3 separate regions of the Homo sapiens genome follow, and regions 1 and 2 are each linked to region 3. A link is a contact called in ENCODE Hi-C or POLR2A ChIA-PET data. All regions are on one chromosome and are shown on one strand. The core of a region is the stretch at or near the end of the contact, and the rest is flanking DNA. Distances in the headings are between cores, read along the strand shown.

What was found. Hi-C counts contacts between places; a loop is a spot of excess contacts on that map. ChIA-PET counts read pairs that join two places held with the same protein, here RNA polymerase II (POLR2A). Pooled maps may share reads with other maps.
Region 1: a pooled map shows a loop between it and region 3 (11-fold over the local background). The contact joins the promoter of SCNN1A here to the promoter of CHD4 in region 3. A Hi-C loop is called at or near these places in 2 of 50 pooled maps. POLR2A ChIA-PET finds 5 or more read pairs at or near these places in 3 of 52 experiments (A549, H1 and WTC11).
Region 2: a loop to region 3 is called in a map of B cell, with 22 times the contacts of the local background. The contact joins the enhancer-like site here to the promoter of CHD4 in region 3. A Hi-C loop is called at or near these places in 2 of 168 maps with a recorded cell type or tissue (B cell and mammary epithelial cell), 13 of 37 single-sample maps with no recorded cell type and 14 of 50 pooled maps. POLR2A ChIA-PET finds 5 or more read pairs at or near these places in 5 of 52 experiments (B cell, GM12878, H1 and 2 more).

What each region holds. Positions count from the first base shown.
Region 1 is chr12:6,374,154-6,377,927 of GRCh38, forward strand. It overlaps SCNN1A (sodium channel epithelial 1 subunit alpha), which reads right to left and starts at 1,410. Exons shown (of 13, transcript NM_001038.6): 1 at 1,352-1,410; 2 at 215-684. The coding sequence starts at 630. It also overlaps a transcript of LTBR not described here. RefSeq lists enhancers at 1-421, 2,238-2,842.
Region 2 is chr12:6,423,966-6,427,586 of GRCh38, forward strand. No RefSeq gene overlaps it. Among named protein-coding and RNA genes, the nearest start is that of CD27, 19 kb to the right of the region's middle. RefSeq lists enhancers at 2,863-2,972, 3,013-3,252. Within about 2 kb of position 2,171, at least 13 of the 41 ENCODE cell types and tissues checked have a DNase peak (open chromatin) inside an H3K27ac peak, as active enhancers do; they include B cell and GM12878, where a contact is called at or near this core.
Region 3 is chr12:6,605,519-6,608,952 of GRCh38, forward strand. CHD4 (chromodomain helicase DNA binding protein 4) reads right to left here and starts at 1,861. Exons shown (of 40, transcript NM_001273.5): 1 at 1,782-1,861; 2 at 756-933. The coding sequence starts at 855. LOC124902867 (a long non-coding RNA gene) reads left to right here and starts at 368. Exons shown (of 2, transcript XR_007063193.1): 1 at 368-477. RefSeq lists enhancers at 432-591, 2,332-2,481 and silencers at 942-991, 1,172-1,231, 1,642-1,741.

The DNA.
Region 1 (3,774 bases), core at 160-2,659, 230 kb before region 3:
GTGAGCCTGGGGTGCTAGGATGGCTCCACTGGGCAGGGACGCCAGTCCAGTAAGCTGGAGGCTCCTCATTTTGCCAGCAGTGAGCTCTACCTGGGACAGGGGTGTCAGTTCCCACCCTCAGGTCTGAGGCTCTGCCTGCCCAGTGAGCACCTCAGCACCCTGGACCACCCTTCCAGGCGCAGGCACCAGGGAAGGGGCAGAGGGACTAACCGACCTGTAGGGATTGAGGGTGCAGATGGTCACTGCGGGGAAGACGAGCTTGTCCGAGTTGAGGTTGATGTTGAGGCTGACGGGGTAGCTGAAGTACTCTCCGAAAAGCAGGCCGAATTGCCAGTACATCATGCCAAAGGTGCAGAGCCACAGCACTGCCCAGAAGGCCGTCTTCATGCGGTTGTGCTGGGAGCACACCAGGCGGATGGCGCCGTGGATGGTGGTGTTGTTGCAGAAGAACTCGAAGAGCTCTCGGTAGGAGCGGTGGAACTCGATCAGGGCCTCCTCCTCCGCCGTGGGCTGCTGGGGCGCCGCAGGTTCGGGGCCCAGCCCCTGCTCCTCACGCTTGTTCCCCTTCATGAGCCCTGGAGTGGACTGTGGAGGGCTAGAGTCCTGCTCCTCCAGCTTGTTCCCCTCCATGAGACCTGGTATGGGCTGCAGAGGTCTAGGGTCCTGCTCCTCCAGCTTGTTCCCCTTCATGAGCCCCGGAGTGGATTGGGGAGAGCAAGGGTCAGGGTCAAGGCTGAGCTCTGGGCCCTGAGTGCCCTCTCCCATCACCCCTGGAACCCGAGTGAGGCTGCCCCTGGCCATGCCCATGTCCCACCCTGCGCCCACATTCTCCCACTCCTCCCTCCCTCCTCCACCTTTCCTGGAGCCAGCAGACCTGCGGGAGTTGGGGCCAAAAGTGCCGGAGCTGGGCTTCCCTAGAACGGCCTCTCCTCTGCTTCCCTGATAGGGCCACCTTTCGAGTTTTGTCCTAGCACCTCCCTTTCTGTCTCTGCCCCCTTCCTTTGGTCTTCTTCCTCCAGGATCTGTGTCTCAGCTCCTGCCTCTCACTCCCTCTCTATCTGCCTTCTGTTTCTCTTTGGGTCTCTCCTGCTCTCCTCTTTCTGGCCTGCCTCCTCTCTCTAATCCTGCCTCTCTTCCTCTCCCCCCCTTGCCTTGCCCCCTCTCACTCTAGGCCCTCAGCTCCAGCCTCTGGCCCTGACCTCGAGCTGTGTCCTGATTCTGTCTCTGCCCCAGGACTGCAGGGCTCCAGGAGGTCTGGGCTGCCTCCAGCTTCCCACTCCCAGGTTGCGGCTGGACTGGGACTGGTTCCTTTCCAGTTGAATCTGGCAGCCAAACCTCTCCTCCCCCTCACCTGACAGGTGCAGCGGCCTGGCTGGGGAGCCCGCCCGCTGGCCGGCCAGGGATGGAAGCGACAGGAATCTCATTAGCATCTCAATTAAAGGTGAGCAGGGCGGGGGGAGGGGCTGAGGAGGAGTCAGAGCCGGGAGTTTTCCGAAGGAAGGAGGGCTCCCGAGGGCAGGTGAACTGGGAGTACTGGACCTGAGAAGGCGGACTCTGGGCAGGGGCTTTAGACGCAGACAGGCAAGGAGGCTGGGGGACAGGATGGCAGGTGAGGGGCAAAGATCTGAACAAGTAGAAGGATCCTGAGCCCACAGCTAGGAGGGCAACACAAGGAGAAGGGGCCAGCCAGGCTGAGAGGGCCTGGGTGGGGAACCGGGAGGACAGGAGGGCAGAAAGAGGGAGACAATAGAGAGGGACAGCGAAGGACAGAGAGATAGGGATGGAGGAGGGGCACTGAGTGAGTAGAGGCAGGTGGGGGGCAGTGGTGGGGGCAAATAGAAGGAGCCAGCACCAAAGGGAGTCTGTCTCCAGGAAGGAGAGCAAGGGGGGAGTCCCAAGTGTGCTTCCAGGAGCTAGAGGCTCAGCAAGTGGGCAGCCCTCCAAGGGCACCCACAGGTCAGCCTCACCCTCAGGCCCTGCAGAGAAGAGAGAAGAGGTCTCTGCAGGTCTCCTCCCCGCTCACTAAGTGGGAGCAGCGCACTCAGGTGGGATGCGTCTGCCTCCTCCTGGTCCCTCCTCTTTCCTGCTGATTCCTCGCCACCCCCTCCAACCTTGTCCAGACCCGGGAGGGGCCCAGGTGAAGCTGGGGGCTAGGCGGGGCCCTAGGACATTCTGTTCTTTTTTACACTGTTGGCTGCCAGGCCAGGAATGTGTAATCGCCCCTGCTGTGGTCACAGAGTTGCAGGAATGTGGGCAACCAGAGGCAGCGCGAGGGCCACGCAGGACACTGTGGACACAGACCCGGAGCCCAGGAAGAGGCAGGGAAAGCAGGCACTGAAGGTGCAGGGAGGATGTGGCCAGCGCTGGAAAGGAAGAGGGTGGGCATGGCACACGCCTAGACAGGCCCTGGGAGGAGGAGAAATTCGTTGATGGGCTATATTTTCTCCAAAATCTCTTTCCAAACTTAATGCAGCAAAAGGATAAGGAGTGGAGTGCCAAGTGGTGAGCAAGGAGAGAGAGGAGGGTCAGAGAATCAGACCCAAAAAGGGCTGGAGGAGACTCGGGAGAGCCACCCACACAACCCAGGCCCTGCACGCGGCAGGGAAGGCTGCCGCTTCCTCACGGGCCCCACAGGAGGCAGCCCAGAGTGCAGGAATGTGGTCACTGGCTTGTCCTGCCTCCCTCCACAAGCCAGCAGACAAAGGCCCAGCCTGAGCATTGATACACACCGGGGGAGGAGATAGGCCTGCAATACAATAAGATAAGGTTTCTATTTGTACACTTTAAAAGATTGTCTTTAAAACGGACTTCTAACAAAAGTGCAGATCTCAGATTTCTCAGAGATAAGACATAAGAGCCAAGGGCTAGGGGAGCCTAGGGGCTCACTGCAGGAGACTCAGGAAGCCTTCCCAGAGAAGGTGTCATCTCTGCTGAATCTTGACAAGCAAGGAGTTTAGCAGGCAAAGAAGAGAAAAGGCAGTACTCCAGGCTCAGGGTCCAACCTGGTCTGTGGCTTCCTCTCTTGCGGCAGTCTCTTGCGACTTCTTAAAGTGAAAGCCGGTGTCAACCAGGATTCCAAACCAGGTTCCCTTGCTTACCTTGATACTGCTCATGATACCTCCCCTTGGAAGGGACAGCTGGATTTTTCTTCATTGTCCTAATGAAGAAACTGACCCTTCCCAAGGATAAATCAGTTTTCTGAGGTTAGAAAACAAAATAGGAGCAGAGCTATAAACAGAATTCAGAATTCTCCTCCTCCTCTGGGGCTATCTACTTAGCGCTTTTGCCATTTACTTCCTGAGACAGACTCATGGGGGATCGGGGCTCAGGTGCACCTGGATGTGAAAGCCGGGAAGGCCTCCCTCACTCCCACACAGAGCCCGTGGATTCGTCTGCTCTCTGGGTGCTGGGTTATCTCCTTGGCTCTGTGAAAAGGTCTCTGCACTGTCCCCACTGCCCCACATATCCCAGAGACCCCTAGAAACTCCAGTCTCCCTTGAGCCAGGTCCTTACATTGGGCATGGTCCTCCCTGCAATAAGGTGCTCAGCACCCTGGCTGTTTGATCTCAAAGGTTCTGAAAAGCACCTCCCTGCCTTTTCTATTTGCCAGCTCATGCCTGAAATCCAACCACTAGCTTAAGGCAGCATGGCAAATAGTTTTCATATCAAGGGCTCTGTGAGAAGAATTGCAATGCCTGGTCTGGGCTGAGCCAAAGGGTGGTGACCCTGCCACGTCCTGCCGGGTATGGGAGTGGCAATGCGAGCCTAGTGCTG
Region 2 (3,621 bases), core at 921-3,420, 180 kb before region 3:
ATTACAGGTGCCAGCATATGCACCTGTAATCCCTCCTCCCTGGGGAAAATCTCTGCCCTGGATGGGTAAGATCCTGACCCTGCGTGAACGTGGCATGCGCTTCTGTTCTCCACTCCCTGGAGTTCCTCCTGAGGCCGTGCAGGATCCTGTCCAGTGCTCACAGGCATGAGCATGACTTCAGGGTTGTGAGCAGAGCCCTGCAGAGGTATGCATATGGCTATGGAGTGGTGACCTACTCGGACAGAAAGAATAAGGAAAGGATCCAGTAGCCAGGCCAAAAGGAAGAGGCACCAAGAAGGGCTGCAGCTTGAGGGTGGAGATTCCAGACTTCCAGATACTCTAGTGGGGGTACGATTTGGACCCAGGAGGCAGGTTGCAAATCTAAACCCATCAGAAGCATATGGACTCTTCTTTTGATTAGTTGTCAATGCGAAAAAATTTTTTTAATTTTTAAAAAGGGTATAGACTTAGACAAACTCAGAACTATTAAATTTATAATGTAGTTTGAAACATTTAAGGGAACATTGTACTAAACTGAGAACTATATAGATGTACGCAGGCCCAAGTCTGGCTTCCTAGCCTCAAATCTGGCAAATAAATAAGGTTAGCCTTCCTGAGACGGTAATCACAGATCACGGTCATACACTGCCCACTTGAGTAAAACCGTTCCCCTTGGGGACGAGTGTTCTTTTAACCCCAAGAAGGTTTGGAATCAATCTTTATGATGGCTTTTACCCTCTCAACTTAGCTAAGACGAAACCATATTTCTTGGAAATTAATCCCTGTATGGTTCTGGGTGAGGGTTGGCCACAAGAGAAATGTAAGATTTGAGAGGTAGGAAAACAGAATAGGAGCGGCCGTCGTGCTCTGAGGCCAGCATGGGGTGACAGTCATCTGCTGGCTCACCTTGTCTGCACGGATGGCAGCCAGACTGGCAGCTCTTCCAGCTCCCGTCAGATCGCCTCCTTCAGCTTCTCTAATTCTTGGCCACACAAGTGCAACTCCGTGGCAAGGAGTGCTAGGTCCTTCTGCAGACACCCATACCATCGGGGTGGGTGGTGGTGAGGCACAGACGCAGGCTCCGGATGGCCTTTGCCCTGCCCCCACTTCACATCCAGTGCTTCTCCCAACTGACCCATAGTGACCTCAGGTCCACCACAGATACGGAGGCCTCCAAAGACTCCTTCCCCAGCTGCCATGATTGATTAAGGTCTAATCTCTAAAATAAGTTCCTTATTCCATAACACTCATAGTGGTTTTGACTCTCTGGTCAAACCTTAACTGATAAAAATCAAAAGTGATGAAGCAAATCAAACTCATGCTAAGTTTCAAACAGGTTTTAACCACTGCATGCATTTGGTACTTAAAGTTTTTGTAATGCTTAAAAGAATCTGACATATATTAATACTTAAATAGGAAATGCATGAAACTACAGAAAAAAAAATTAAAAAAATTTTAAACAATTTGACATAGAAGTATTATAGATTAGCCTCATTATTATATTAATATTTAAAATGTATAATTGCCGGGCATGGTGGCTCATGCCTGTAATCCTAGCACTTTGGAAGACTGAGGCGGGCAGATCGCTTTGAGCCCAGGAGTTCAAGACCAGCCTGGACAACCTGGTGAAACCCTGTCCCTAGTAAAAATGCAAAAACTAGCTGGGCTTCATGGCGTGCGCCTGTAGTTCCAGCTACTCGGGAGGCTGAGGTGGGAGGACTGCTTGAGGCGAGGAGTTCGAGGCTACAGTGAGCCGTGATCACACCACTACACTCTAGCCTGGGCAACAGAGCCAGACCCTGTCTCACAAAACAAAAGAAACAAACAAACCACACAAACTTGCAACATCCTGCTTCTTGCAGCTCTCCCCATCCGGCCCACCCCATTCCTTTGGCGTGAAAATATGATGGGGTCTCCTCAGCCCTAGAAGCACCCACACCGTTCAACCTAAAGCTCCCACTGACTAGCTGAGCTCTCATAAAGGTGAGATTTGTCGCATACGCCTCCCATACACCTCTTCCTAGTAGATTTCTTCACTCTTTCCCTTCCATTCTGAGCACGGCCCCACTTAAGGAACTCTCAGCTCTCATGTTGCCCTATCCCAGTCAAGAAGGAAGTTGCTGGTGATCAAGTCATACTCCAGTGAACACTGACTGGCACCTCTTCTGCATCAAGTCCTAGCAGGGCATTCACCCGAGTTACCAAACATGGCTGCTCACACCCGCCCTCCGAGGCCAGCATCTGCATCCCCATGTGACAGTGGAAACAAACCCACGGAGCCTGAGCAACTGGGCAGCCAGCAAGTGACTGAGCAGAGAGACGGCCTTGGACGCAGGCCAAGCAGCACAGATTTACTCGAATCATCCTCCGCTCCTTCAGATTTTCACCAGCTGATTGATCCTTGGACTTCCCCCCCAGGCTTCTCTGACATCACCAGCCACCAGGACCCTGCCTATGCCTGTGGCCTGCAACATTCCTCTATGCACATCAAAGTAGGGAGCATCAGGCCGGGTGCGGTGGCTCACACCTGTAATCCTAGCACAATGAAAGACCGAGGTGGGCAGATAACTTGAGACCAGGAGTTCAAGACCAGCCTGGCCAACACGGCGAAACCCCATCTCTACTAAAAATACAAAACAATTAAGCAGGGATGATGGTGTGTGCCTGGGGTCCCAGCTACTTGGGAGGCTGAGGCATGAGAATTGTTTGAACCCGAACCCAAGGCTGAGGCAGAAGTTGCAGTGAGCCAAGATCGCGCCACTGCACTCCAGCCTGGGTGAGAGAACTCCAGCCTGGGTGACAGAGGGAGGCTCCATCTCCCAAAAAACAAAACAAAACAAACAAACAAAAAAAACAAGTAGACAGCATCAATTCTGGCCAACTTATGGGTAAAAGAGAAGGCTGCCACAGCCCTTGCCCTTTGGGAGTGCCTGTCCCTTCAGTAGCTGCCCCAAAAATCCTGCAGAAGAGAAGGGTCAGAGGAAGCACCTGTAATAAAGGGTGAGGCCCCACCAACCCACTCTCTTCCTCTCCTCTCCTAGCCGAGGGAGCCATCAGAGGCAAAGGGAGTGTGGGAAAGATTAGTCAGACATGTTTCCCTTTGTGTCACAGAGTCAAACTCTCCATCCGTGACTTCAGAAAAGTCACAAGAGAGCCCCAGCAACGGCCCACAGGGTGTCATAGCAACACGCCTACACCTCAAGGTGCCACCTTCCAACTCTGGAGAAAACAACTGCCTTCTTCAAATGTCAACTGCTACATGGGCAAAGAGCAACTTGAAAATGAAATTCGGGGCTGGGCGCAGTGGCTCACACCTGTAATCATTTTGAGAGTCCAAGGCGGGTGGATCACTTGAGCCCAGGAGTTCCAGACCAGCCTGGGCAACATGGCAAAACCACATGTCTTCAAAAAAATACAAAAAGTAGACAGGCATGATGGCATGCACCTGTAGTCCCAGCTACTCGGGAGGCTGAAGTGGGAGGATCACTTGAACCCGGGAAGTGCAGGCTGCAGTGAGCCGAGGTTGCACCACTGCACTCCCCACTCAGTCTGGGTGACAGAGCGAGACACTGTCTAAAAAAAAAAAAAGAAGAAGAAAAAAAGAAAGAAAGAAAATGAAAT
Region 3 (3,434 bases), core at 611-3,110:
ACACAGACACTTCACACTGCCAGCCTAAACCGCAGGCTACCTCATAGAGACAGAAGCCACTAGGAAAAAAGCCAAAACTATGTCCACTCACCAGGAGGAGGAGTGCCCTCCCTTCTTTTGCCCCTCTTCACTAGGCTATTACATCCTCCCCGAGCCCCCATCACTTCCCCACTCAAAACATTCCAGCAATCTGCCTGGCTGCTTTAAGCACTCCAGATCCTGCTGAGGAGCGCGATTCAAACTTCACACAGTTCAGACAGCACAGAAAACCGGTAACCGATCAGAAGCTAAAAATAATCAGATAGAGTGTAACCAGCACTCCCTCTTTCCTTTCCACAGCAGCAACCACAGGATCCTACTAGCACAGATGCCCGGCTGGTCTTTCAAACAGAATCCTCAACGCCCCCCTCCACCACCACCACCACAAGCCTCCAGGGGTCCCAGCTACCTGCATTCCTCCGAGGACCCACATACCAGGTAATGCCTGCCAGCCCAGAGAGCTCCCTCAACTGGGAACTGCAGAGCATTCCTCAAGACAGAGTGCAGCAAGCTGGCATCTCCGTGCCCAGGAGGCACATGGCTTCCACCCCCCTCACACCAGAGCTCCGCAGAAGGGAACCACTCCCTTCGGATACCCTCCACCTCCGGCTCTGCACAGAGACAGCGGAGCAACACAGCCCTGCCTCACCAGAGGAGTCACTCGGGAGAGCCCCAGATGTCTCCTTCCCGCCATGGGCCCTTGGGGAAGATGTTACCTGGGTGGGGTGGGGGCAGGCTGTTGTTCAAAAGTGCATCCATATCCTCCTCCTCACTGCCCGCCGAGCAGGGGGACGGGGAGCCCAGGCCCGACGCCATCCCCTTCCGCTCCCGGCCAGGGAATTGGCCCAGCTGCTCCTGCCGGCGGCCTGAGGACCTCTACACTGGCCCGAGTCACTGTGCGGGGGAGGGGGGAGAAACACAGAACAGTCAGTGACGCGCACTGTCCCCCTCCCCCACACCCACCCGCTCTTTCCGCCCCCCACCCCAGCCACCCTAGCAGGGCACCCGAACCGCTCAGGCTGAACTTAGTTCCACACTCCTCGGGGGCAGCCCGGAAGCCGGCTCCCCGGCAGGCGCCCCCACGGAGCGAGGGAGCGACGCCTCCGAGGGCAGGCTGGTGCAAGCGCGGGGAGGGGAGACGCGGGGCTGGACCGAGCGGGGTGTGACGGGGGAGGGGGTCCGAGTGGCAGCGGCGCGGGGGGGCCAGGGGAGGCCGCAGGCGGCGAGGCGCTCGGGGACACAAGGTCACTTGGGGGTGGGGGGGCGCCTCCCTGCGCCCGGGGAGGGGCCAGTCCCCAGACAGGGCAGCTCTCCAAAGGCTGTCCTCTGGGACAACTCAGGTTCTCCTCAAGAGCTGCGGGGACGAGGGGGCGTGGAGGCTCGGGCGCTGCGGGGGGCCGGAGGCAGGGACGCGGGGGGCGAAAGCGTCCCACCGGGAAGGGGGCCGGGCCACGTGTCCCGGGGGGCAAGTGATCAAAGGGCGAGGGGGTGGGCGCCGGGCATTGTGGGAGACCAAGCCGGAGGCGGGGGGTCGCGGGGAGCAAGACTCCGGCAGGGTTAGGGCGGGGGCTGGGGAGGAGGCCGGGCGCCCTGCAGGGCCAGGAAAGGAAGGGTCGGCTCCTCTGGGCAAGGGGCGGTCCGCGGGTCCGGAGACGCCTGAGGAAGGGGCGGGTGACGGGATGACCCTCGGGGCTGGTAGGGCCGTGAGGGGCGTCTCTTTGGGAACCCCGCGCTCTCCTCACCCCGGAGCCGCCGCAGGTCGCGCTGGGTCCGGCTCGGTGTCACTCCCGCTCCGGCTCCTCCTCGCCGCGGCCGAAGGGGGGAAAATGGCTCCGGCTCCAGCGTCGCCTCTTAAAGGGCCTGAAACACCGGCCGGGAAATCCCACCGCACAGGCCCCGCCCCCCCACGGACAGCCCATAATAACCTCAACCAACTCCAACCCCCCCCTTCCACTACCGCCACCCTCCTCCCCAGGTCTCCCGGGCAACCCCCGCCCCCTCGTCGCTCAGGCAACCACTGGCCACGCCCCCTTCGCAGCGGGCGCGCGCGCGTCACCTGGGCAACCGCCCACCTCCTGGCCATCCCATAATACACACGGACACCCCCCCCCCCAACACACACACACACACACACACACACACACACACACACACACACAACACACACACACCCTGCCCCCCCACATTTCATACACATATGCCAGAGACTGCTGACATCTCAAAATATTGCAGACCTTTTGCAACTAACCCTCTTAGACATCCCATAATAGACATCCTTTGCCAACTTCTTCTTCACTCTTGGACCTAATGCTAACATCCCATAATAATTCATCACCCCTCCCTCCCCATGGCCATCCCATAATAAGCACCCCTCGCAGCACTTATGCCTCATATCCCATAATATTCAGCCCCATCCCCCACAGACATCCCATAATAACCATCCTTCATCCACCCCCAGTTTGATATCCCATAATAGTCAGAAACTCACCCCCCCCCATACTACAACAACGGACACTCGGCCTCCTCCCACACACATCCCGTAATAATCAGTCTCCCACTTTCTATACTGACATCCCATAATAACTAACCCCCTAGAGCTGCCCTCAGTCCCTGCAGGCCAGGGTCTAGAGGCTCACATCACCCCCAGCCTTCCCTCTTCTAGCTCCACAGCCTATAGTAAGTACCCCTCCTCTATCAAAAAGATAACCCATAATGATCAACAGCCCTACTGTCGCCCCACAGATGGACATCTAATCTCTTTTCCTCTAACACTGGAAAGCTATCCCATAATAATTTTACTCTCCTACCCACATCCTGACATCCCATAATAATTGCAAGGAGCCCGTGGTCAACCAAACATACCATAATACTCCCAACACAACCCAGTGTCACATCCCATAATGCTTCATCTCCACTCTACCACCCCTATACCCTTCGAGCCAGGCATCCCATAATATTCATATTCTTCCCACCCCCATCTCCAGGCGCTGTCAGTCTATTCTAACACCCAGAGCAGGGAGGGCCAGGCAGGCTACCCACGCTTCCTTGTCCCCGCCCCCACTTGCACACACCTTAATCCCTTTCTGGGCCAAAGTAGTATCCTGGCAAAAAGCCTCCTGATGTCTGGGACCCCAGCTTCCCTCATACCATCATTTCCAGACACTCGGGGGCTGGGAGCCCACCTAGGGCCCCACCCAGTCCCACCAAAATCTAGGTATTTTCCAGATGCTTACCTCCAGCTCCTAAGTTTTGAGGAACACCAACCAACCAAAATACCAAGCTGACAGATGAAACATTTACATGAAGTCTAATTCACCCTACAGCATCCCATAATAATTACCAACTCCCATCCAAAGACTATCTCTCAACATTCTAGCAATCCTCCCCCTCACCAC